6 separate regions of the Homo sapiens genome follow, and regions 2, 3, 4, 5 and 6 are each linked to region 1. A link is a loop called in an ENCODE intact Hi-C map of the cell type or tissue named here. Cell type or tissue: OCI-LY7. All regions are shown on one strand.

What was found. Peaks named below come from ENCODE experiments on the same cell type or tissue, not always from the same donor. Only the 100,000 strongest peaks of a DNase experiment are listed, where the experiment ranks them.
Region 2: it touches region 1 in a loop (6-fold over the local background); 29 of 110 quality-filtered maps call a loop at or near these places.
Region 3: a loop joins it to region 1, with 2.6 times the contacts of the local background. A loop is called at or near these places in 6 of 110 quality-filtered maps.
Region 4: it touches region 1 in a loop (4-fold over the local background); 4 of 110 quality-filtered maps call a loop at or near these places.
Region 5: it touches region 1 in a loop (13-fold over the local background); 107 of 110 quality-filtered maps call a loop at or near these places.
Region 6: a loop joins it to region 1, with 2.9 times the contacts of the local background. A loop is called at or near these places in 3 of 110 quality-filtered maps.

The regions. Positions count from the first base shown.
Region 1 is chr12:31,635,015-31,639,014 of GRCh38, reverse strand. All of the region lies in intron 1 of LOC124902913 (a long non-coding RNA gene), which reads left to right. Among named protein-coding and RNA genes, the nearest start is that of ETFBKMT, 23 kb to the left of the region's middle. In OCI-LY7, a CTCF peak has its summit at 2,183 (motif pointing right); DNase peaks (open chromatin) are centred at 1,531, 2,204 and 2,514; H3K4me3 peaks cover 1,293 bases; H3K27ac peaks cover 1,476 bases.
Region 2 is chr12:31,249,869-31,253,868 of GRCh38, reverse strand. It overlaps the pseudogene RPL13AP22. Among named protein-coding and RNA genes, the nearest start is that of FLJ13224, 72 kb to the left of the region's middle. RefSeq lists an enhancer at 921-1,460. In OCI-LY7, CTCF peaks have their summits at 1,782, 2,005 (motif pointing left) and 3,402; no DNase peak of the experiment used is centred here.
Region 3 is chr12:31,516,488-31,520,487 of GRCh38, reverse strand. The region is part of intron 1 of DENND5B (DENN domain containing 5B); the gene reads left to right. Among named protein-coding and RNA genes, the nearest start is that of DENND5B-AS1, 71 kb to the left of the region's middle. RefSeq lists enhancers at 934-1,470, 1,471-2,008 and a silencer at 1,439-1,733. In OCI-LY7, no CTCF peak of the experiment used is centred here; a DNase peak (open chromatin) is centred at 1,597; H3K27ac peaks cover 981 bases.
Region 4 is chr12:31,270,270-31,274,269 of GRCh38, reverse strand. No RefSeq gene overlaps it. Among named protein-coding and RNA genes, the nearest start is that of FLJ13224, 52 kb to the left of the region's middle. In OCI-LY7, a CTCF peak has its summit at 2,200 (motif pointing right); a DNase peak (open chromatin) is centred at 2,189.
Region 5 is chr12:31,401,065-31,405,064 of GRCh38, reverse strand. It overlaps DENND5B (DENN domain containing 5B), which reads left to right. Exons shown (of 21, transcript NM_144973.4): 15 at 2,422-2,567. Among named protein-coding and RNA genes, the nearest start is that of LINC02387, 34 kb to the right of the region's middle. In OCI-LY7, a CTCF peak has its summit at 1,770 (motif pointing left); DNase peaks (open chromatin) are centred at 684 and 1,744; H3K27ac peaks cover 1,458 bases.
Region 6 is chr12:31,545,726-31,549,725 of GRCh38, reverse strand. The region is part of intron 1 of DENND5B (DENN domain containing 5B); the gene reads left to right. Among named protein-coding and RNA genes, the nearest start is that of DENND5B-AS1, 42 kb to the left of the region's middle. In OCI-LY7, no CTCF peak of the experiment used is centred here; no DNase peak of the experiment used is centred here.

The DNA.
Region 1 (4,000 bases):
TTTTTAGTAGAGACGGGGTTTCCTCATGTTGGTAAGGCTGGTCTCAAACGCCTGGCCTCATGATCCGCCTGCCTCAGCCTCTCAAAGTGCTGGGATTACAGGCATGAGCCACCGCGCCCAGCTAAGGTGTGTTATTTCTTACAGACTACTTATAGAAGTGGCTCCAAAGGCTTAAATCAGCCTATTGAATATGCCAAAATAAGCCTGAGGTCGATGAAAGAGGTAACTCATGGCTTACCGAACAATTTGGTTTTGCAGGGGGAGAGAGTTTGTGCCCAATCTGCAAACAAATTAGTTTCAACTCTATAGCAAAACAAGCTTAATATTAAGGCCGGGCGTGGTGGCTCACGCCTGTAATCCCAGCACTTTGGGAGGCCGAGACGGGCAGATCACGAGGTCAGCAGATCGAGACCATCCTGGCTAACATGGTGAAACCCCGTCTCTACTAAAAATACAAAAAAAAAAAAAAAAAAAATTAGCCGGGTGTGGTGGCAGGCGCCTGTAGTCCCAGCTACTCGGGAGACTGAGGCAGGAGAATGGCGTGAACCCGGGAGGCGGAGCTTGCAGTGAGCTAAGATTGCGCCGCTGCACTCCAGCCTCGGCGACAGAGAGAGACTCCGTCTCAAAAAACGAAAAACAAAAAAAAAAACAGTAACTTCATTTTGTGAGTGGTACCCATTCACTGGATGGCTTTTTCTTGAAAAGAAGCTTTTTTTTTTTTTTTTTTTTTTTAAGATGGAGTCTCACTCCTGTTTCCTAGGCTGGAGTGCAGTGGTGCGATCTCAGCTCACTGCAACCTCCGCCTCCCAGGTTCAAGTGATTCTCCTGCCTCAGCTTCCTGAGTAGCTGGGATTACAGGCGCCCGCCACCACACCTGGCTAATTTTTGTATTTTTAGTAGAGACAGGGTTTCACCATGTTGGCCAGGTTGGTCTCTAATTCCTAACCTCAGGTGATCCGCCCCCTTCGGCCTCCCAAAGTGCTGGGATTACAGGTGTGAGCCACTGCGCCTGGCCTGAAGAGAAGCTGTTGATCCTTTATTGGCTCACAGGAGTGTTCCAGAACAGCGGCCCCTGTGTGAGATGCCTGTGGCATGTAGCTCCAGGAGAGACAGGTTTAATTCCGGATAAGTGTACCCAACTGCATACTGATATTCACAAAGTGCCTTTTGTACCTGTCGAAAATTAATATATTTTTGCAATTGGTGGCTGTTTTCATGTATTAGAAAATCTGCAGTCAAGAAAGGCCTGCTGCCCCGGCACAGTGGCTCACGCCTGTAATCCTAGCACTCTGGGAGGCTGAGATGGGTGGATCACCTGAGGTCAGAAGTTCAAGACCAGCCTGGCCAACATAGTGAAACCCTGTCTCTACTAAAAATACAAAAATTAGCTGGGCATGGTGGCACAGGCCTGTAGTCCCAGCTATTCAGGAGGCTGAGGCAGGAGAATCACTTGAACCTGAGAGGCAGAGGTTGCAGTGAGCCGAGATTGCACCACTGAGCTCCAGCTGGGGCGACAGAGTGAGACTCTGTCTAAGAAAAAAAAAAAAGGAAGAGAAGAAAGAAAGAAAGAAAGAGAAAGAAAAAAGAAAGAGAGGAAGGAGGGAGGGAAGGAAAGAAATATTTGAAAATTGTGAAATGAAATTAAACATTTGATTATCCATTTTAATTCTCTGGAAATGGAAATCCCCATAACATGTAAACTCACATAGAGTATATAAATCCAACTTTTTCACTTGATTTTCAGAAATACTGTGCATATGTGCAAAAGTAAAGGCATGGTCTGGCCGGGCACGGTGGCCCATGCCTGTAATCCCAGCACTTTGGGAGGCAGAGGCGGGTGGATCACTTGAAGTCTGGAGTTCAAGACCAGCCTGGCCAATATGGTGAAACCTCGTCTCTACCAAAAATACAAAAATTAGCCGGGCTTGATGGTGGGCGCCTGTAGTCCTACCTACTCCGGAGGCTGAGGCAGGAGAATTGCTTGAACCTCGGAGACGGAGGTTGCAGTGAGCCGAAATCGCCACTGCACTCCAGCCTGGGCGACAGAGCAAGACTCTGTCTCAACCAGCCAACCAACCAACCAACTAACCAACCAACCAACCAACCAACCAAAGAATAAAGGCATGGCTGGCACAAAGCCAGGAAGCACGCCTGGCCGGGTGGCTCCCCACATTGGCCACCAGGGGGCACCATCATCTCATAACTGTCTGGCTCTGGGACCTACACATGCGAGAGAGGAATTTTTTAGTGCGGTTTGAGAAGGAATAAGCAACCTGCTGTTTAATGTGTTCATTCAATGGGTCTTTTACAAATTGCTATTTGTAACCTAGAGCGTGCCAGTTATTTAGGATATAATTAGGTTTTTGCTGTTTCACTAACATACCTCACATACCTCGTATAAATGCTTTTTTTTTTTTTAACACACCTCTATACTAAAGAGGAAAATGCTTTTAAATGTAATCTTGAGGTTAATTGACTCTCACTTCTCCTTTCTCTGAAGGGCCTGCAGAACTCTTTCAGTTCTGACGTGGCCCCAGTAGTTTTTTGGTTTTATTTTTTTGAGATAGGGACTCTCTCACCCAGGCTGGGGTACAGTGGCACGATCATAGCTCACTGCAGCCTCTGCCTCCCAGGCTCAAGTGATCCTCCCTCCTCAGCCTCTTGAGTAGCTGGGGCTAAAGGCATGCGCCATCACGCCCAGCTAAGCTTTGTTTGTTTGTTTTTTGTTTGTTTGTTTGTTTGTTTGTTTTAGAGACAGGGTTTCACTATGTAGCCCAGGCTGATCTTGAACTTCTGAGCTCAAGCAATCGGTCCACCTTGGCCTCTCGAAGTGCTGGGATTACAGGCGTGAGCCACCTGGTCGTTTTTTGTTTTTTTTTTTTTTGAGATAGAGTCTCACCCTGTCGCCCAGGCTGGGGTGCAATGGTGAGATCTCGTCTGACTACAATCTCTACCTACTGGGTTCAAATGATTCTCCTGCCTCAGCCTCCCGAGTAGCTGGGATTACAGGTGCCTGCCACCATGCCCAGCTATTTTTTTTGTATTTTTAGTACAGACGGGGTTTCACCATGTTGGCCAGGCTGGTCTTGAACTCCTGACCTCGTGATCCGCCCGCCTCAGCCTCCCAAAGTGCTGGGATTACGGCGTGAGCCACCACGCCTGGTTACCACCTAGTAGTTTTTATCTGGTGACATCTCATCTCTTTGAAATCTGAAACACCAAATCTAAGTAAGAATCTGACTTTAGATTTTGATGTCTTTAAATTAGATAAACTAGCTGGACGCGGTAGTTCAAGCCTATGATCGCAGCACTTTGGGAGGCCAAAGTGAGAGGATCGCTTGAGTCCAGGAGTTCAAGACCAGCATGGGCAACATGACAAAACCCCTCTCAATAAATAAAATAAAAATAAAAGAATACAAATAAATAACTAAATTAGGTAAACTGTTGCACTTAATATTTATCTGAGCCAGTGGTGTTTATGTCAAGATGGGGTCAGATTCTAGACTAAATCAAACTCTCAGACAAGAAAATGGCCTCTTGCCCTGTCATGCTCTCTGTCATGTTATGCTGCGGTAAGAAGGCCCTCACCAGATGCAGCCCAACAGCTGTGGACTTTCAAACCTCCAGAACTGTAAGAAATACGTTTATTTTTAAAATAAATTTAAAAGGCTGGGCATGGTGGCTCATGCCTGTAATCCCAGCACTTTGGGAGGCCGAGGTGGGTGGATCACCTGAGGTTAGGAGTTTGAGACCAGCCTGGCCAACATGGTGAAGCCCCATCTCTACTAAAAATACAAAAATCAGCCAGGCGGGGTGGCACGAAGCCTGTAATCCCAGCTACTCGGGAGGCTGAGGCAGGAGAATCGCTTGAACCTGGGAGGCAGAGGTTGAAGTGAGCCAAGATTGTGCCGTTGCACTCCAGCCTAGGCGACAGCAAGACTTTGTTTTTTTGTTTTTTGTTTTTCAAAAAAAGAAAGAAAGAAATCTCCAGCATGGGGAA
Region 2 (4,000 bases), 390 kb after region 1:
GAACCTCAGAGGGTGTCAAGGCATCACTTTGAGTATCAGTTAGGATTATTTGGAAGTATAGATGTATCAGATGATAGAAATGACAAGCAGTACTGCCCAGAAGGGAGTTTCAAAGAGGATGACCCCCAAACGGAACTTCCTGCAGCTGCATTTAAAGAATTGTGTTCATGTGTGGTACATGCATTTTAAATTCCCAACATTATTGACATCTGGTCACCTCATCTTTGCATATTGTCCATTTTATTCCAAAAGCCCTTGGCATTTTATCTGGGATAGCATGGGTAAACTGAAACATTTGACCTCGACTTTCCCCTTTTGTCTTTCATCTGTTTCTGGTTCATTGGCTGGGAGTTGCACCTGCGGGAGGACGTCTCATGCAGACTTGCACATATACAGGGAGTGTTGCATTGAAGGTCTTTGCTGGACCTTCTGTTCAGAAGGTGATTTTCAAAAGCGAGCAATGCTGCCAATGCAGCTTGCTTCTCTTGACAGATTGAGAAGTCCAGCTTCAAAAGTTACCTGCCATTTAAGCAAGGAGTTTGTCAAGAGATCATGGTTCATTTTATTGAAAAGACTTTAAGGAGTTGTAGGATTTATTCATAGATTGCTGAGAACAATGGCAATATTTTTATTTTTACAGAGTTTGCACTTCTGATTTCAGGTTAAACGCTAACTTGTTTTTAGTCTGCTTAGGGGATTGTGACTTGAAAATTTTTATATTCTGATGAGCTTTTTTGTAGTGTCCACAATGTATAAAATATTTCCTAGGTGAGATCTATGTTCTCCATTTATTGATGCATTGCAGACCAATTTGAGTGATGTGTTTAAGGAAAATTCTTCCTAGTTTAATAAGTAAGCTAAAAGGTTTTTTTTTTATATTTAATGTTTAATCTCTGTCTCGTGTTATTTAAAATTAGCCTGCAGATACTTTCCCTCACTTCTGTAGGCTCCTGGAAGATAAACATTCAAACAGCGGAACAAACAATAAATTAAATAAAAAATAAGAATTATATTTTCTTAATTTCTGCCTCAGAATTTGCGTTTTGTCTTTCTGCCTTTTTTTTTTGGATGTCAAAATAGATGAGATCGTATACTCTATGGAGTATAAATTGTTACTGAAGTCTTTATTTTTGGTAATGAATGAGTAAGAATAAGACTATCTCTGTGATTATTAAAATACATGGAATTATCCAGGAAATTTTCCTTACAAGGAATTAAAATATTCCTGTATTAAAGAGAAGAAAAGCCTTTCCCAAGCGGCTGGCGAAGACGGCAGAGGTGCAGGTCCTGGTGCTTGATGGTCGAGGCCATCTCCTGGGCCGCCTGGCGGCCATCGTGGTAAACAGGTACTGCTGGGCCGGAAGGTGGTGGTCGTACGCTGCGAAGGCATCAACATTTCTGGCAATTTCTACAGAAACAAGTTGAAGTACCTCGCTTTCCTCCGCAAGCGGATGAACACCAACTCTTACCGAGGCTCCTACCACTTCCGGGCCCCCAGCCGCATCTTCTGGCGGACCGTGCGAGGTATGCTGCCCCACAAGACCAAGCGAGGCCAGGCCGCTCTGGACCGCCTCAAGGTGTTTGATGGCATCCCACCGCCCTACGACAAGAAAAAGCGGATGGTGGTTCCTGTTGCCCTCAAGGTTGTGCGTCTGAAGCCTACAAGAAAGTTTGCCTATCTGGGGCGCCTGGCTCACGAGTTTGGCTGGAAGTACCAGGCAGGGACAGCCACCCTGGAGGAGAAGAGGAAAGAGAAAGCCAAGATCCACTACGGGAAGAAGAAACAGCTCATGAGGCTACGGAAACAGGCCGAGAAGAACGTGGAGAAGAAAATTGACAAATACACAGAGGTCCTCAAGACCCACGGCCTCCTGATCTGAGCCCAATAAAGACTGTTAATTCCTCAAAAAATAAAAAATAAATAAAAATAAAAAATTAAAAATAAAGAAGAAAAATATTAAAAAAGTATTTATTTGTAACTAGCTCCATCTAGTGAGAATTGCTTAAAATTACATGATTCATTTATGAATCTCCTTTGAACTAGTAACATTTTTTGAGAGCACTTTTCCATTTTAAAGAACTATAAATCCTGTAATTTTATGTTTTATAGAACCCCCAATTATAGACTAGAAGAGTTTTGGTAATTATAGAGCCTATTTTAGAAATTAATTTATGGTGAAAAATAAAGATATACCTAATGAATTAGTCACTTCTCAACATCATCACTGCAACTTTTTGGAGAAGCAGTAAAGTGGACAGTAAAGCTAAATCCTGGTAGAAAAGTAAAATACTGACTTCTTGAGACGAGAAGTGGGTGTGGGGCATAATAGAAAGATGGTGATGAGATTGCTCCAGACTTTAGGATGAGAAGAATAACCTTGTTAACAGTTCACAAATTGCTTGCATTTGTTTTTGCATTTGCTTTTTTGGACATCTTTGAGGTAGCTATTTCAGTCGACTCTTGAACAACATGAGTTTGAACTGTGTGGGTCTACTTTTACACGGAGTTTTTCTCTTTTCTTTTTTTGAGACAGGATCTCCCTTTGTCACCTTCGCTGGTGTGCAGTGGCGTGATCATGGCTTACTGAAGCCTTGACCTTCCGGGTTGAAGTGATCCTCCTGCCTCAACCTCTCCAGTAGCTGGGACTACAGGTGCACACCACCACACCCAGCTAATTTTTCTATCGTTTATAGAGAGGTTTTGCATTGTTGCCTAGGCTGTGCGGATTTTTTCCAACAAATGTTACCCCGAGTGTGCCTGCCTCGCCTGCCTCCCCTTCCACCTCCTCCACCTCTTCCACCTCTACTACCTCGAGACAGCAAGACCAACTCCTCGTCTTCCTCTTCCTCCTCCTCAGCCTACTCAATGTGAAGATGATGAAGATGAAGACCTTTATGATGATCTACTTCCATGTAATGAATAGTAAATATATATTTTCTATTTTTTTCTTTTTTTTTTTTTTTTTGAGACAGAGTCTCTGTTGCCCAGGCTGGAGTGCAGTGCCATGATCTCAACTCATTGCAACTTCTGCTTCCCGGGTTCAAGCGATTCTCCTGCCTCAGCCTCACGAGTAGCTGGGATTACAGGCGCTTACCACACCTGGCTAATTTTTGCACGTTTAGTAGAGATGGGGTTTCACCATGTTGGCCAGGCTGGTCTCGAACTCCTGACCTCAGGCGATCCACCCGCCTTGGCCTCCCAAAGTGCTGGGATTACAGACGTGAGCCACCGTGCCCAGCGTAAATGTATATTTTCTTCTTTATAATTTCCTTTTCTCTAGCTTACTTTATTGTAAAGATACAGGATATAATACCCACCACATACAAAATATGTGTTAATCGACTGTTTCTGTGGGAAGGCTTCTGGTCAACAATAGGTTCTTAGGTTTTTTGGGAGTGCCCCCTAGCCGCCACACTGCTCAAGAACCAACTGTGTTCCCTTATTTTGCAGGTCAAGAAACAGTCTCAGAAAGGTGAGGGCTGCTCCCAGTGCTGCAGGGCATTGTGGATGCTGTGGGTGCTGCCCGGATTCCCCTCCAGGACTGAGGCACTGCTCATTCTCCAGCCGCTGGGGGAGCCGCTGCCTGGCACCTCTCACCTGTGCTGCTTTCCCAGTGTTGCTTTTAGCCAAAGAAAGACACTGCCCAAGATTAAGCTCCCTCCCTAGGGACCGTGCACATCCAATGACTGGTTCCTGTGAGGTACCAAGACTTGTCCACCATGCCTCAGTTTGCAATATCTCAGAAGGGCCATCCCAGATCCAGAGCTCTCCATGGACCCACTGAGGCTCAGCTCGACTTTTCTATCTGCCAAATTCTTTGTCTTTCAACACTTACAGGTGCTATTTCTGCGATTACTCTCCAATAACTTCTGTATAGAAATCTCGGTGTCTCAGAGTGTGTTTCCCAGTGAACTCCACCTGTGACAGCTGGTACTGGATGTGGTCCTAGGAACTGACTCTAAAATAGGATGTTGTTGCTGCACCTGGCTGGCTGTAATA
Region 3 (4,000 bases), 120 kb after region 1:
TTCTTTGCTTACTAAGTTTATTTCAGTTCCATTATCTGCCTAGTTTCTATGCTAGGTGTGCCTAACTTCTATACTAGCTAGAGATTTGCTGCATATGATTAACAGCTGTTTCATTTTAATTCATTATAAGTGCCTGGAAACTGCAATAATGCAAAATTGTCTTCCCATATTTTGGAAACAAGGTTAAAAAGTTCTATAGCACCCTATAGTTGATTAGTAAGAACTTCAACGCAGAATATCTGCAGGAAACTGATTTTTGTAGATGTTATCACAATTCATTTTGATATCTGTAAGTTGGATAGTGTTTATTAACTCTTCTGCAAATAAATTATTTCTTAGAATGAAAGTCTCCAAGCTGGTACATGGATAGGATTGGACTAGAGAAAAAGCTTATTTGAAACACATTTTATGAGGGTTTTCATTTATTGCCTAAACACTATAAAATTTTTTTGCCATGTTCCAGTTGACACAGGCCAAGAAATGCCTGAACAGGTAGCAAACACACCTAGCAAACAGGGATGGCTACCATATCAAAAAGTCTCTCTGCTAAGGTGAGGTGCAGGGTTTCTTTTTGGGGTGATGAAAATGTTCTAAAATTAGATAGTAGTGATGCTCACACAACTCTATAAATATACTAAAATCACTGAATTGTATACTTTAAAAGGGTGAGTGTAAGGGTATGTGCAATATAGCTCAATAAAGCTGTTATAAAAAAATTCTGAAGCATGCTTATCTGTTGCAGTTACTGATTTACTAGTCATTTAATGAGAATTAAGTGAGCAGACACAGAAAGCAACCATATGTTCAAGAACTACAGTGATCAGACAAAAATGGACTGTCCTTTTTTGACTTCTGTGTGAGCCCCACAGATCTGGTGGCATTTAGGGAAGCCTAATGGCCTTCTTTTGTGAGTACTTGTGAAAGTTACTAACAATGTATTAGATTGCTAATACATTCAAATTCTAATGTAAAATGAATGTGATACACTGAAAGGTACAGACTGAATCCAGCAGATGAGTAGAAAGAAAACCACTCCAATATTTAATCATTTGTTGTTAAGGAATTTATCCATTAACAAAGTTTTTAGACAGAGTTGTTTATATCTACTCAAGGTGTCATTATGCACATCTGTTTCTTGTACCTCAGGTTCATCCTATAGAAAATCATGCTAACTCACAAGTCATGCAGTGTTTTCAAAAAGACAAGTCATGCAGTGTTTTCAAGTTCAGAGAGTAGCAAAGGATGCAAATCTAATTTCTTTACCATTTGCTACCATCTGAAGTTAGTAACATTTTTTGGCTAATCACCAAGCACCCAGAAAGAAAGAAATAGAGCAAATTTGGTGCATCGTTTGTCTTCCGTATCTCCTTTCGAAGTCATTTCCACAGGATAAGTGCCAAAGCACAGAAAAGAAGCTAGGCCCCACTTTTACTCTCATGAACAAAAGTCTTCCCATAGATTTTTACATAGCTGCTGCATTTGTCATCCCTTTCCTGAAGAGCTTTGTTGCTGTGGTCTTGCTCTAGGGCTGCTTTCAGCAACATTTCTGACGCAGGTTTAATGCTGATTAGCCCTAAAACAATTCTAGGGCAGGGCTCCCTGCCAGGATAAAGAATGAACAAAATTGGTTTGCATATAGGCCAGCTGCAGTTGCTGCAGCTAGAGTCTGTCAAACTAGGACCATTTTCTTGTTTACCAAGATGAGGTTAAATTAGCACAGCATGAGGCAAAAAAAAAAGATTTAAAAAACCCAGAAAATTAGCTATGCTTTTGAGTATGATGCAGTGAGTGTGGAATTAAGGTGATTTTAAGTTAGTTTGAGAAGGGAAGGTAATATACAGTACTAAAAGCTTGATTAAAAGCTGCTTGAAGATATTTGCTTGCTAACTATCTTAGTAAAAAAAAAAAAAGGTATATTTGAATAGTGCCTCAAAGCTCACAGATTACATGTAGAAAAGTCTGTTGGCCCATTTTTATTGAGTATGTGCCTCATGCTTACATGCTTAGCCCTGGTCCTGGCACAAGGGTACAGAGGTGGACATTTAATAGAGGAAGACACTGTCTTTGAGACTGGGTTTCTGGAGACTCTTAATTCAAGCCTCAGCTCTGTCTTTAATTCTCACCTTAGGCAAACCATGTTAGCTGAGCATCTGTGTTCTCCTAATGTAAACAATGAGAGAGGGAGAGGGACTGCTCAGGCTCTTAAAGATAATTCAAGTCTAACATTTTTTGAATTATTTGTTTGTGTAGTGTTATTTCCTAAAATATTTGAATCAAGTTTTATGTGTTCATAGTCTCTGATAGTGGGACATCCAGTCTGGTTGAGGAGGAAAGATGAGCTGTGTAATCAGAGAAGCTGAATGTGAGAGGTTTCTGACTTCCAGAGCTTCAGTTTATAAAGCTCTTTCCCTGCCTCTCCACTTTGCACTGCTCCCATTGCAGAGACTGCCCGCAGATCTACCTTTGGGAACTCAGGCTTTTTATTCCAGCAATGCAAGGCTGAGTTGAGGGAAGGAGCCCCCACTTTCTCATCCACCTGCAAAGGCAAGAGTACATAGCTGCAGGTAACAAGTTATAGGAAGGGTTAGTGTGAGGCAGAAAGGCACAGTAAAGGATAAACTTCATAGTGTTTGATGATCCCCAAAGTGTCATTTGACTTCTTAGACTCCCAGAACCCCTGTGCTTCACTTCCCAGCCCTTCATCAACTCTGGATTCAAGGACTTCTGAACTTGATCTCTGTCACTTTCTCCTCCCTGACCTTCCCAGATCCCAGTCTTGGATCATTAAAAGCACCCCTACTAGTTTAGGGCTGGGAAATGAGGAGACTTAATCATCTTATAACATTGTTCCTATGGGAGGTGAATTCTTTTACAGACTAACGTCCAAATACAATCGTTAGTAAAACTAAGGCTACAGCTGTTAATTTAACTGAAGCTTGTGTAGTTATGGAGAGATTGTTTCTTTTATCAGTTCATATTTCTATGCACTTCTCATTCAGTACTGTGCTATACTTTTCACTGCCCTTCACCTCAGCTAAGATGGTTTTCACCTTAAGTCTCAAGACAAAGGCAGCAAACAGCCAATACAGAATTAGGGCATAGAGCTGGGTGTGATACAGGGTGCTAACTACTCATAGTCCGCTTTAAGCGCAGGATAGAGGACATTCTCACAGAAAAACAAAACAAAACAAACATTTGCCTATATTAGATAATCAAGTGGGTAGGGCTTAGAGAAAAAAGGAATCACCGTGGGTTGTAGTGGGGTAGTTTATACATGTAGGAAACAGTCCTGAAAGATATGGATGTGCAGAATGGAGGCTGATGTTCTGAGCTCCAGCTGAGGGAATTTTCATTTATCTAAAGTTTTTATTTCTGTTTTTTTTTCCCCAGCCGAATTTAAGATTCATATTTCTGTTTTAAAAAGTTGTGAAATGAATATAGCAAAGTGTTAACATTTGTTGAATTCAGGAGGGAAGGTATCTACACACAGTGTTAATTATTTCTGTTTTACTTCTCTATATGCTCTAATTTCTTCTTTTTAATTTTTTTGAGATAGGGTCTCACTCTGTTGCCCAGGCTGGAGTGCAGTGGCACGATCAGGGCTCACTGCAGCCTCAACATCCTGGACTCAAGCAGCCCTCCCACTTCAGTCTCCCAAAGTGCTGGGATTAGAAGGTGTGAGCCACAGGGCCCAGCCTGAAATTTTTTAAAATTACAGACAGGAAAATAAATTGCATTAAAGTTGAGCAGCCCAAGAAACAAAGGAAAGAACTTAAATAATATATAGATCAGATGGTCAGCTCTTGAAAAGGTAGGTGTTAATGGCAGTCAGATATTATATCAGTCTTGAAGGAGCACATAAATCGTATATTGTTTTGCAACCAAAGAACAGAAAAATGACTGCTATCATCAATGATGAAAGCTCAAATGTGATGAAGAAATGGAAAAAATAGATAATGGGCCAAGGTTTCTTCATGGCTTGGGGTTAACTTTTTTTTTT
Region 4 (4,000 bases), 360 kb after region 1:
ATGTATACATGTGCCATGTTGGTGTGCTGCACCCATTAACTCGTCATTTAGCATTAGATATATCTCCTAATGCTATCCCTCCCCATTCCCCCCACCCCACAACAGTCCCCAGTGTGTGATGTTCCCCTTCCTGTGTCCATGTTTTCTCATCGTTCAATTCCCACCTATGAGTGAGAACATGCGGTGTTTGGTTTTTTGTCCTTGCGATAGTTTGCTGAGAATGATGGTTTCCAGTTTCATCCATGTCCCTACAAAGAACATGAACTCATCAGTTTTTATGGCTGCGTAGTATTCCATGGTGTATATGTGCCACATTTTCTGAATGCAGTCTATCGTTGTTGGACATTTAGGTTGGTTTCAAGTCTTTGCTACTGTGAATAGTGCCGCAATAAACATACATGTGCATGTGTCTTTATAGCAGCATGATTTATAATCCTTTGGGTATATACCCAGTAATGGGATGGCTGGGTCAAATGGTATTTCTAGTTCTAGATCCCTGAGGAATCGCCACACTGACTTCAAATGTAATCCAGCATATAAACAGAACCAAAGACAAAAATCACATGATTATCTCAATAGATGCAGAAAAGGCCTTTGACAAAATTCAGCAACCCTTCATGCTAAAAATTCTCAATAAATTAGGTATTGATGGGACGTATCTCAAAATAATAAGAGCTATCTATGACAAACCCACAGCCAATATCATACTGAATGCACAAAAACTGGAAGCATTCCCTTTGAAAACGGGCGCAAAACAGGGATGCCCTCTCTCACCACTCCTATTCAACATAGTGCTGGAAGTTCTGGCCAGGGCAATCAGGCAGGAGAAGGAAATAAAGGGTATTCAATTAGGAAAAGAGGAAGTCAAATTGTCCCTGTTGGCAGATGACATGATTGTATACCTAGAAAACCCCATTGTCTCAGCCCAAAATCTCCTCAAGCTGATAAGCAACTTCAGCAAAGTCTCAGGATACAAAATCAATGTACAAAAATCACAAGCATTCTTATACACCAATAACAGACAAACAGAGAGCCAAATCATGAGTGAACTCCCATTCACAATTGCTTCAAAGAGAATAAAATACCTAGGATGGTTTTTGAAGAGTAAAATTTGGCTGTGCTGTAACAGCTCTGTGGAACCAATTCATAAAACATGCTGAAATAGTACAACACACCTCTTAGCCTCAAGGCCCAAAGTTCCAAGCATAGTTATTGAAGCCAGGCCGGTTGCCTGCTTTGGCCAGTCTAGACTCCTTGAACAACTCCAAGGGGGCAAGCACCATTCAAGTTATAGGTTACAGAGATGGTGCTCCTTTTGCCCAGTTATGCTAGTGCTAAAGACAATGCTATTTAAGTGCACAGTTCCAGGGGCGCTTGTGGCTCTAGCAGCTTGAGGCTGCTTCTTTAGCTCTTTATCAGGCAGATTTTCTTCTTCTTCTTCTTCTTTCTAATAGAGCTGGGGTCTCGCTATATTGGCCAGGCTGGCCTCAAACTCCTGGCCTCAGGCCTTCCTCCTGTCTTGGCCTCCCAAAGTGCGGAGATTACAGATGTGAGCTATCACCCCTGGTCCAGGCAGATTTTCTTTATAACTTTTTTTTTTTTGTTCTTTTCCAAGTAAGCCAGTGATGAGAGATGCAGTAAGCATTATCTTTATGACTGTATCTAGAGCATCCTTGGGATGCCAGTTTCAATTGCTAAAAGGAAAAAAGTCTGTCATAATGCAGTTAATTTTTTTTTTGAGACAGAGTCTCTCACCCAGGCTGGAGTGCAATGGCACGATCTCGGCTCACTGCAACCTCCACCTCCCAGGTTCAAGCCATTCTCCTGCGTCGGTCTCCTGAGTAGCTGGGATTACAGGCGTGTGCCACCATGCCCAGCTAATTTTTGTATTTGACGGGGTTGCACCATGTTGGTCAGGGTGGTCTCGAACTCCTGACCTTGTGATCCACCTGCCTCGGCCTCCCAAAGTGCTGGGATTACAGGTGTGAGCCACTGCACCCGGGCAATGCAGTTAATTATAAATTTCATTTTCTTCTGAAGAGCTAAAACTATTTGATATATGATTCCCAGTAAACTATGAATTATTGAGGAGGCTGCCAGGAAGAACTAGCTAAGCCCTTTGCTGCTACTGTGACCAGCAACTTTTCCATCCTGGCCATGCAGCTTCCTTTATCGCGTATTGCCATATGAATGTCCACTAGGTGGTGCTAGTTACACGTCATACTCAGTGTTGTAGGCACATCCAGTTTAACACAGTTTTTATAGATGCAGAAGCTTACCTAATGGTTACCCAGTGAGTTAAAACTGGAGTTATTTCATTGCTTCATCCACAGTCAGCTAAGCAATTATTTCACCTCAACTGTAAACCTTAGAAACACGTTTTAAAAGTTTGGAGAACCTAATTTCTATTTCCCTTTGACCAAGATAATTTTAATCTTTAATAACAGCTAAGAGCCAACCCTTACTTTTTCTGTAATTAATTTTATATTATCACAAAGGAGGAAGAAGGTATATTTGTATCCACCTTCTTCCTTCCCCAAATGCCATTTTCCTAGAAGACTGCCGTTGCGGATAAAGACATGCAATGTGATTTGCAACCCTTGGATATCACAGACATGGTGGCCACATTTCTAAACTTTTAGGACAGCTGGATTTCTGTCCAGTGTATTTTTGGAGATTGAGTTGATGTCATACCATTGAGGCCAGAAGCTACCAAACCTTTCCTAAAGCCTCCAGTCAACCTGGTTGTGAATGCAGCGTGTTGCCACTGTCTTTAAAGCTGTGATTTCTAAAGTTATATGTAAGACTGGCCCATTGAAGTGTGCAAAGTAAAAATTAGAACTCCTATTTCTGTTGATTTTTCCTCATTTTCTCTCCTGTCCTGTTTGTATATGTTTTATAATTTACATAATATTAGCAGAGTCCTACCTGTGCACAGTTCATAACAAGGAAGCATGCTGGGGCACATATACTTTTTTAAAAAAATAATTGGAAAGAGATAAAAAAGGTTTGGAGAGAGCTGCATACTTCTCTGTGCATTACATTTCAATAAGAAGTTTAGTTTACTTTTTTTTTTTGAGATGGAGCCTGCTCTGTCACAGTGCAGTGGTACGATCTCAGCTCACTACAACCTCCGCCTCCCGGGTTCAAGCGATTCTCCTGCCTCAGCCTCCCAAGCAGCTGGCACTACAGGTGTGCACCACCACACTTGGCTAATTTTTGTACTTTTAGTAGAGATGGCGTTCTACCATGTTGGCAAGGGTGGTCTCAAACTCCTGACCTCAAGTGATCCGCCTGCCTCGGCCTTCCAAAATGTTGGGATCACAGGCATGAGCCACTGCGCCTGGCCAGAAGTTTACTTTTTCAAGTACCTGAAGATCACTAATAATTTTAGAGTGATGGAGGGTTGGAAATGGGGGCGTTTATTTTCAAGTCCAAGAGATCATTTTGGTTGGTGAAATATTACAGAAAATGGCCTATGGACCTTTCCTGGATTTGAGGGAGAAGAAGAAATAATAGTTGCCAGAACTGTTTTCTGTTACACGCTGATCAAACGTTTGTTCCCTCTCCCACAGTGTAATGTTTCCTCCCCCTGCCTTTATCGCATACAGTGGTGTGTTTTTCAGAATGGGATATCCTCCTTCGGGAGTAAAGTTATTGAGCATACCTTGTCATTGGTGGAAAGGAAAAACAAATACAAAAACTGGGCAGTTACCTGGGAGCGTCTAGTTTCTTCCTTTGCCTTCCATTCAGTTGGGTAACTACAATTCTCAGCCTCAAATTATTTTTTCTTAATCATGTTGAAAATCCATGGAAAATAGTAAGAATGACCAAACTGGTCTCTTCATTAAGGATGGGTCTCCACATTCGCCGGTTTTACTATTGAGGGCATTGAAATGGGCCATGACAGATAAAGTTACTCACCAGGCTTTTTAAAGAAGGTTGAAAATGGATGGTAGAAAATCAGCAGTTAAATTTAGATTCAGCAGTTGTAAAAATG
Region 5 (4,000 bases), 230 kb after region 1:
CTAGGGGCCGGGCACGGTGGCTCATGCCTGTAATCCCAGCACTTTGGGAGGCCGAGGTGAGCAGATCACCTGAGGTCAGGAGTTCGAGACCATCCTGGTCAACATGGTGAAACCGCATCTCTACTAAAAATACAAAAAATAGCTGGCCGTGGTGGTGTGCAGTTGTAATCCCAGCTACTCAGGAGGCTGAGGCAGGAGAATCGCTTGAGCCCGGGAGGCAGAGGTTGCAGTGAGCCGAGATCATGCCATTGCACTCCAGCCTGGGCCACAAGAGCAAAACTCTGTCTCAAAAAAAAAAAAAAAAAGCTAGAGGTCGGACGCGGTGGCTTATGCCTGGAATCCCAACACTTTGGGAGGTTGAGGCCGGTGGATCACCTGAGTTCAGGAGTTCGAGACCAGCCTGGCCAATATGTCAAAACCCCTTCTCTACTAAAAGTACAAAAATTAGCTGGGCGAGGTGGCAGACGCCTGTAATCCCAGCTACTTGGGAGGCCGAGGCTGGAGAATCACTTGAATCCAGGAGGCAGAGGTTGCAGTGAGCCAAGAATGTGCCACTACACTCCAGCCTGAGCGACAAGAGTGAAACTCTAAATAAATAAAGTTAGCCAGGTGTGGTAGCGTGCACCTGTAGTCCCAACTGCTGGGGAGGCTGAGATGGGAGGATTGCTTGAGCCCCAGAGATCAGGGCTGCAGTGAACACTGATTGGGCTGCTGCACTTCAGACTGGGCGACAGAGCTACATCCTGTCTCTAGAAAACCAACAAACAAAAAACCAGAAATGTATGGCTGTGATGGACAAAAATGCTTATGTGCTTAAACCATCTGCCCCCTTTTTGTTTTGAGATAGGGTCTCGCTGTGTTGCCCAGGCTGGAGTGCAGTGGTGGGATCAGAGTTCACTGCATCCTTGACCTCCCTGGCTCAAGGGATCCCCCCTCCTCATCCTCCTGAGTAGCTGGGACTACAAGTGTGTACCACCAGACCTGGCTAATTATGTTTTTTATTTTGTATAGAGACAAGGTCTCACTTTGTTGCCCAGGCTGGTCATGAACTCCTGAGCGCAAGTGATCTGCCCACCTCAGCCTTCCAAGGTGCTAGGTAGGATTACAGACATGAGCCCCCGTGCCTGGCCCTGTCTGCACTTTTTTTTTTTTTTTTTTTTTTTTTTTGGAGATGGAGTTTCACTCCTGTTGCCCAGGCTGGAGTGCAATGGCACAATCTCGGCTCGCTGCAACCTCTGCCTCCCGGGTTCAAGCGATTCTCCTGCCTCAGCCTCCTGAGTAGCTGGGATTACAGGTGTGTGCCACCACACCTGGCTAATTTTTGTATTTTTAGTAGAGACGGGGTTTCACCGTGTTGGTCAGCCTGGTCTCAAGCTCCTGACCTTGTGATCCACCCACCTCGGCCTCCCAAAGTGCTAGGATTACAGGCCACCACATCCAGCCGTTTTCTTTTTTCTTTCTTTTTTTTTTCTGAGGCAGAGTCTCACTCTGTTGCCCAGGCTGGAATGCAGTGGTGCAATCTCAGCTCACTGCAACCTCTGCCTCCCGGGTTCAAGTGATTCTCCTGCCTGAGCTTCCCAAGTAGCTGGGATTTCAGGCGCCTGCCACCACACCCGGCTAATTTTTGTACTGTTAGTAGAGACGGGGTTTTGCCATGTTGGCAAAAAAAAAAAAGAAAAAAAAAGAAGGGAGGACATGCATAACATCTAACCTCTCGTGCTTCCACATTTGAGCAAAGGACAGTGATAGGGCAGTGACATCTAGTGGTCTGTCTGTGGAAGAGCCTCCCTGGGCTCCTCTTGCGTGTGAGTCACCTTAATAGCTTTCAAAGTTGTGGTTTATAGACTTCACGATATGTCCAGAGTGGAGGTTCCATTGTTTATTATTTGTGGTTTTTGCATATTGTTCTGTAAACTTGGGACAGGAAAGTTCTGAAATGCAGTGCTTTAAAGCATTGCCCAAGAAACTCAATACTGTCCAAGAAGTCATCCACCCCTCTTTTTATATAAAACCATATCAGTAATCATGTTCATTTCTATTCAATTTTGTTACAAAATTAATTTTTAAGAAAATTTAAGCAATGAAAACACAATATACACAGTCAGTGTTCACATCTTTAGGTATTCTCGTGCTAATGCTTGAGATTGTTCATACGTTTAATGTTGATATATGCATCATACATACATGATGATATACATGCTGTGAAAACCACTGCTACGAGTATTGAGACTTCTGGTTTGCAAACTAGATCTCATCTTTCTAGACTGAAAGGTTATGATCTCAACTTTTCGTATAAGTACATCTTGATAGCTCATAAAAAGCAAATTATCAATGAAAACCAACAAGAGTTCTTAATATATGTTTTGTTATAAGGAGAATTTTATTCCCGCTTTTTAATTAATTTCTGCATTTTTCTTTCAGTGATTCCGTATAGGTCAGTGATCATCCCAATCAAAAAGCTGAGCAATGCAATAATCACATCAAACCCTTGGATCTGTGTATCAGGAGAGCTGGGAGACACAGGAGTAATGCAGATTCCCAAAAACCTCCTCGAAATGACCTTTGAGGTAGGTTCAGCTAATACCTTTCCTAGAAGAATGTATCACGTGTAGTTTTACAGATGATTCTGTCTGGCTTTTTCATTTTTCCTTGAATCAAATAAAATAGAGGAACACTCAAAGCGTGCAGGATCATTTTTGTGATTATATGTCTAAAGTTGTCTTAAGCAGCTTATATACTAATTTGTTTTGCATTTTCATTGTTAAGCTCTATTTTTCACTTGTAATGATGTGCTTTGGGGCTTTCTAGGTCTTCTCCTACTATTTTCAGGGTCTAGCACAGATTCTAGCAAGCAGGAAATATTCAAATAAATGTTTTCCCCGCGGTGGTTCTCCTCCCTACTGTAAAATGTTTTCTGCCCAAACCTGGTCATCCTTTGGCAAAAGGACAGGAGAGCTGATATTCATGCTTATGGATTTTTTTTTTTTTTTTTTTGAGACGGAATCTTGCTCTTTCGCCCAGGCTGTGCAGTGGTGTGATCTTCACTCGTTGCAACCTCCACCTCCTGGGTTCAAGCATCTGCTTACTGGTTTTAGACCACATGGTGACATTTATAGAATGATTCTATAAAAATGCCTTTTGGCCAGGCGCAGTGACTCATGCCTATAATCTCAACACTTTGGGAGACCAAGGTGAGCAGATTGCTTGAGCCCAGGAGTTTGAGACGACCAGCCTGGGCAACATGGTGAGACTCCATCTCTACAAAAAATACAAAAATTAGCTGGGCATGGTGGCATGCACCTGTAGTCTGGGTACTTGCAAGGCTGAGGTCACTTGAGCCCAGGAGACAGAGGTTGCAGTGAGCCAGGATTGTGCCACTGCACTCCAGCCTGGGTGACAGAGTGAGACTGTGTCTCAAAAAACAAAACAAAACAAACAGCCACCTTTTAATATTGTAGTCAATTTTCAGTCTTACTTGGTGAAATAGTTCCATGGGGTTAAGCCTGTACACAGGTTGATCTTGGTGGAGGAAGAGGACAAATAATTGTTGTGTTTGAGGAAGGAAATGGTACGAACTGAATGTCCCATTCTCATGTTCCTTGGGGTCTCGAAATAGCAGTTTCCACTTAGAGTCATGATGCCCTCCCGCCCCCAGGAGCCCAGTTTGGCCTTATCCATGCAGTAGACTCAAAGCCACCTGTATATAAAATATTAAAACCCTTGGCTTTTCTTCATCTAACAATAATGAAAGTACATTAAAACCCCCATCATTGCCATTTCTAAGCTGTCTCTCTCATGTCTACCTACTTCTTTCCATCTCTGCTGCACAACTAATTCAAGATGCCATCATCCCTAAGTTAGAGCATGGTGATGCCTTCTCACTGAGATACAAAGAATAAAGTGCTTTAAGAACTCGTAGCTCTGGCCGGGCCAGTGGCTCACGCCTGTAATCCCAGCACTTTGGGAGGCCGAGGCAGGCGGATCACCTGAGGTCGGGAGT
Region 6 (4,000 bases), 89 kb after region 1:
ACTGGGGTCTGTTGGAGGTTGGGATGGGGGAAGAGAGCATTAGGAAAAATATATTTAGTGCATACTGGGCTTAATACCTAGGTGATGGGTTGATAGGTGCAGCAAACCACCATGGCACACATTTACCTGTGTAACAAACCTGCATATCCTGCACCTGTACCCTGGAACTTAAAATAAAAATAAAAATTAAAAAAAATAGTCACATTAAAAAAAAAGAATGGCCTTTTATGGAAACCCATAGGACCCAAGAAAGTAATAATTTTCTAAAGAATAGAAAATTAGAGCCATATAGATAGCGTAATTAAAATAATAATATTTGTTTCAGAATAATTTTAAAAATTGTAACCTTAAGTTTTATGCACATTTTTTAAAAAATCAGGATTCCTTTTCTTAGAATTAAGGAAAAAGTCAGTGCCGTTTTACGATAACAAGAAGACTTGGTTATCATTGCTGATAGGGGCAGATGCTACATTTTATCTCTCATTTCTAAACTTTCTTACTAAAGTCAGAATTTAAAAATGAACTTGGCCAGGCATGGTGGCTCATGCCTGTAATCCCAGCACTTCGGGAGGTCCACTCGGAAGGATCACCTGAAGCCAGGAATTCAGAAACAGCGTGTACAACAAAGCGAGACTTCGTGTCTCTAAAAAAATTTTTAAAGAATTAGCCAGGTATAGTGGCAGGTGCCTGTACCCCGAGCTACCCAGGAGGCTAAGGCAGGAGGATCACTTGAGCTCAGGGGTTCAAGGCTGCTGTGAGCTATGATCGTACCACTGCACCCCAGCCTGGGTTGACAAAGCAAGACCCAGTCTCTAAAGGAAAAAAAACCCTTGGCTTTCAGTAGTACTCTGTTTATTGATGTTATGCCAAAAGGAACCAGTTTTCAGCTGTACCCAATAATATATTCTCTGCATATGGGGACTGTAGTTCTGACCTTAGAAAAATACATAGCCATTAATTAATTAAATTGGTCTCCTTGAAAGCACACTTGTTGAAAGGTCTGTCCTTTTACCCAAAGGAGGAAGAGGTTTGATTAATTTACAGATTCTGCTCTGGTGTATAACACAACATTTGAGAAAATGTCAGGTTCTCATGAGTTGAAAATTATACAGGAAATTTATTTATTTATTGTTGTTTGACAAAACGAGTATGATCTAAACATTTATTTGTTTATTGAACTAGGTTCAGGAGTCCAAGAGGTCTTGTGATGTAGTCAAGTTTTTAAAGTGGCAGTATGTCTTGCCAGGAAAAGAACCTGGTCTTAGATACTGTGGGTTCTGCTTCTGGTGAGAGAGTCGCTTAAATTCTTTTTTTTTTCTTCTTCTTTTTTTTTTGTTTTTTGAGACAGATGTTGCCTAAGCTGCTGTGCAGTAGAGCGATCACAGCTCACGGCAGCCTTGACCTCCTGGGCTCAGGTGATCCTATACCTCAGCTTTCCGAATAGCTGGGGCTATAGGTATATGCCACCATGTCTGGCTAATTTTTAAAACTTTTTTTGTAGAGGTGGGGTTTCACTTTGTTGCCCAGGCTGGTCTTGAACTTCTGCGCTCAAGTGATCCTCCTGCCTCGGCCTCCCAAAGCACTGGGATTACAAATGTGTCCCACTGTGCCTGGCTGGATTCTAATGTGAACTATATTAGATGTTAAGTTTAATATTTTAATATTTTTAATATCTTACGTTTTAAGCGAAAGAAGACAAATGCCTTTAAAACTTTTTAGAGGCTGGGTGCGGTGGCTCACACCTTCAGTCCCAGCACTTTGGGAAGCCGAGGTTGGTGGATCACCTGAGGTCAGGAGTTTGAGACCAGCCTGGCCAACATGGTGAAACCCTGCCTCTACTAAAAATACAAAAAAGTAACCAGGCTTGGTGGCAGGTGCCTGTAATCCCAGCTACTTGGGAGGCTGAGGCAGGAGAATTGCTTGAACCCGGTGGTAGAGGTTGCAGTGAACCAAGATCGCACCATTGCACTCCAGCCTGGGCAACCAGAGCAAAACTCCGTCTCAAAAAACAAAACAAACTTTTTAGTTTGAGGCCGGGTGCAGTGGTTTACGCCTGTAATCCCAGCATTTTGGGAGGTGGGGCGAGTGGATCACGAGGTCAGAATTTCAAGACCAGCCTGACCAATATGATGAAACCCCATCTCTACTAAAAATACAAAAATTAGCCAGCTTGGTGGCATGTGTCTGTAGTTCCAGCTACTCAGGAGGCTGAGGCAGGAGAATCGCTTGAACCCAGGAGGCAGAGGTTGCAGTGAGCCAAGATTGTGCCACTGCACTCCAGCCTGGGTGACCGAGACTCTGTCTCAAAAACAAAACAAAAAACTTTTTAGTTTGCTAGCCGGAAATTTTCATCTAATCATGTCTAAGATTTCTTTTAAAATACTTCAATGCCTGCTCCCTGTCTTAAAAAGTTGGGAGGGGAGTAGATAAAACAAGAATAGTAAACTATTGATAATTATTGAAGCTGGGTAGTGAGTACATGGGAGTTCATTATACTTTTCCCTTTTTCTCTGGCCTTAGATATATGTTTAACAATGTGTATGTAAAAAAAAGAAAAGTAACACAACAATAAGTGCAAATCTGCTGAGATTGCACACAGGCACAGGTTCCTCAGTGTTAACTTGTCTGATAGGAAGCAACATGGCAGTGACCTCAGAGAAACTCTAGAGGAAAAAAGCGTAATGGCTAATGAAGCATATTTGCTGGAAAGAGAGAAAAACTCAGAACTGTCATTCCCCATGTGTGACTCTTTGTTTCTGTTAAACATAGCAGATATGTCTGTGCCAATTAAACTTGAATGTTAGTATGATATTTTTAGAAATTCATGTTGCGGACTGTAAACTCAAAATAAATTTTGGTTGCGGTTGTCGAATGTATCAAACAAATATTACCATATTTTTATAGAACAAGGAAACTTAGTATACAGAAAGTACACTTCCAACAAATGTTTTTCACTCCTCCCTGGGTCTTTTAGATGTGGGGTTATAATGTTGCTTTTAAATGCAGAATAATTTTATACTCTTGGAAATAAAAATTTTTTGAGATGGAGTCTCGCTCTGTCTCCCAGGCTGGAGTGCAGTGGCGTGATCTCGGCTCACTACAACATCTGCCTCCTGGTTCAAGCGATTCTCCTGCCTCAGCCTCCTGAGGAGCTGGGATTACAGGCGCGTACCACCATGCCTGGCTAATTTTTGTATTTTTAGTAGAGATGTGGTTTCACCATGTTGGTCAGGCTGGTCTCGAACTCCTGACCTCAAGTGATCCACTCACCTTAGCCTTCCAGAGTGCTGGGATTACAGGTGTGAGCCACCGCACCTGGCCAAAATAAAAACTTTATTCCCACTAAATATGTATTACTCAGGGAGGAGTTGAAAAGAAATATAATGGAGAAAGAATTTAAGAGAGCTTTGTTTTGGTAAAGATTTGGGGAAATGTTCAGAAAATGGTTATAGAACGACACCGTGCTTAATAAATAACATTTTGAAATGGGAAAAACAAATATGCTGTAACATAAAGCCAACTTACCTAGATTTGTTATTATATGGGTCATATATATAGCATATATATATAGTTTCTAATTTGAGAAAGAATTTTTAAAATCACAGAAAATGCCTGGTTATTAAAACTAGAAAGCAAAGAAAAAATAACTTGAAAGTACAAACACTAGCCATACAGTGTTAATATTTCACTGTATTTCCTTTCCATTTTTAAAGCTTTTGTGTAGATTTTCTTGTTACCTTACATATTCCCCCACTTTTTTTTTTTTTTTTTTTTTGAGACAGTGTCTTACTCTCTCACCCATACTGGAGTGCAGTGTTGTGATCCTGACTCACTGCAACCTCTATCTCGAGTGATCCTCCCACCTCAGCCTCTTGAGTAGCTGGAACTACAGGCATGTACTACCATACCTGGCTAATGTTTGTTTTATTTTGTTTTGTAGACATGGGTTTCACTGTGTTGCCCAGGCTGGTGTCAAACTCTTGGGCTCAAGCCATCCACC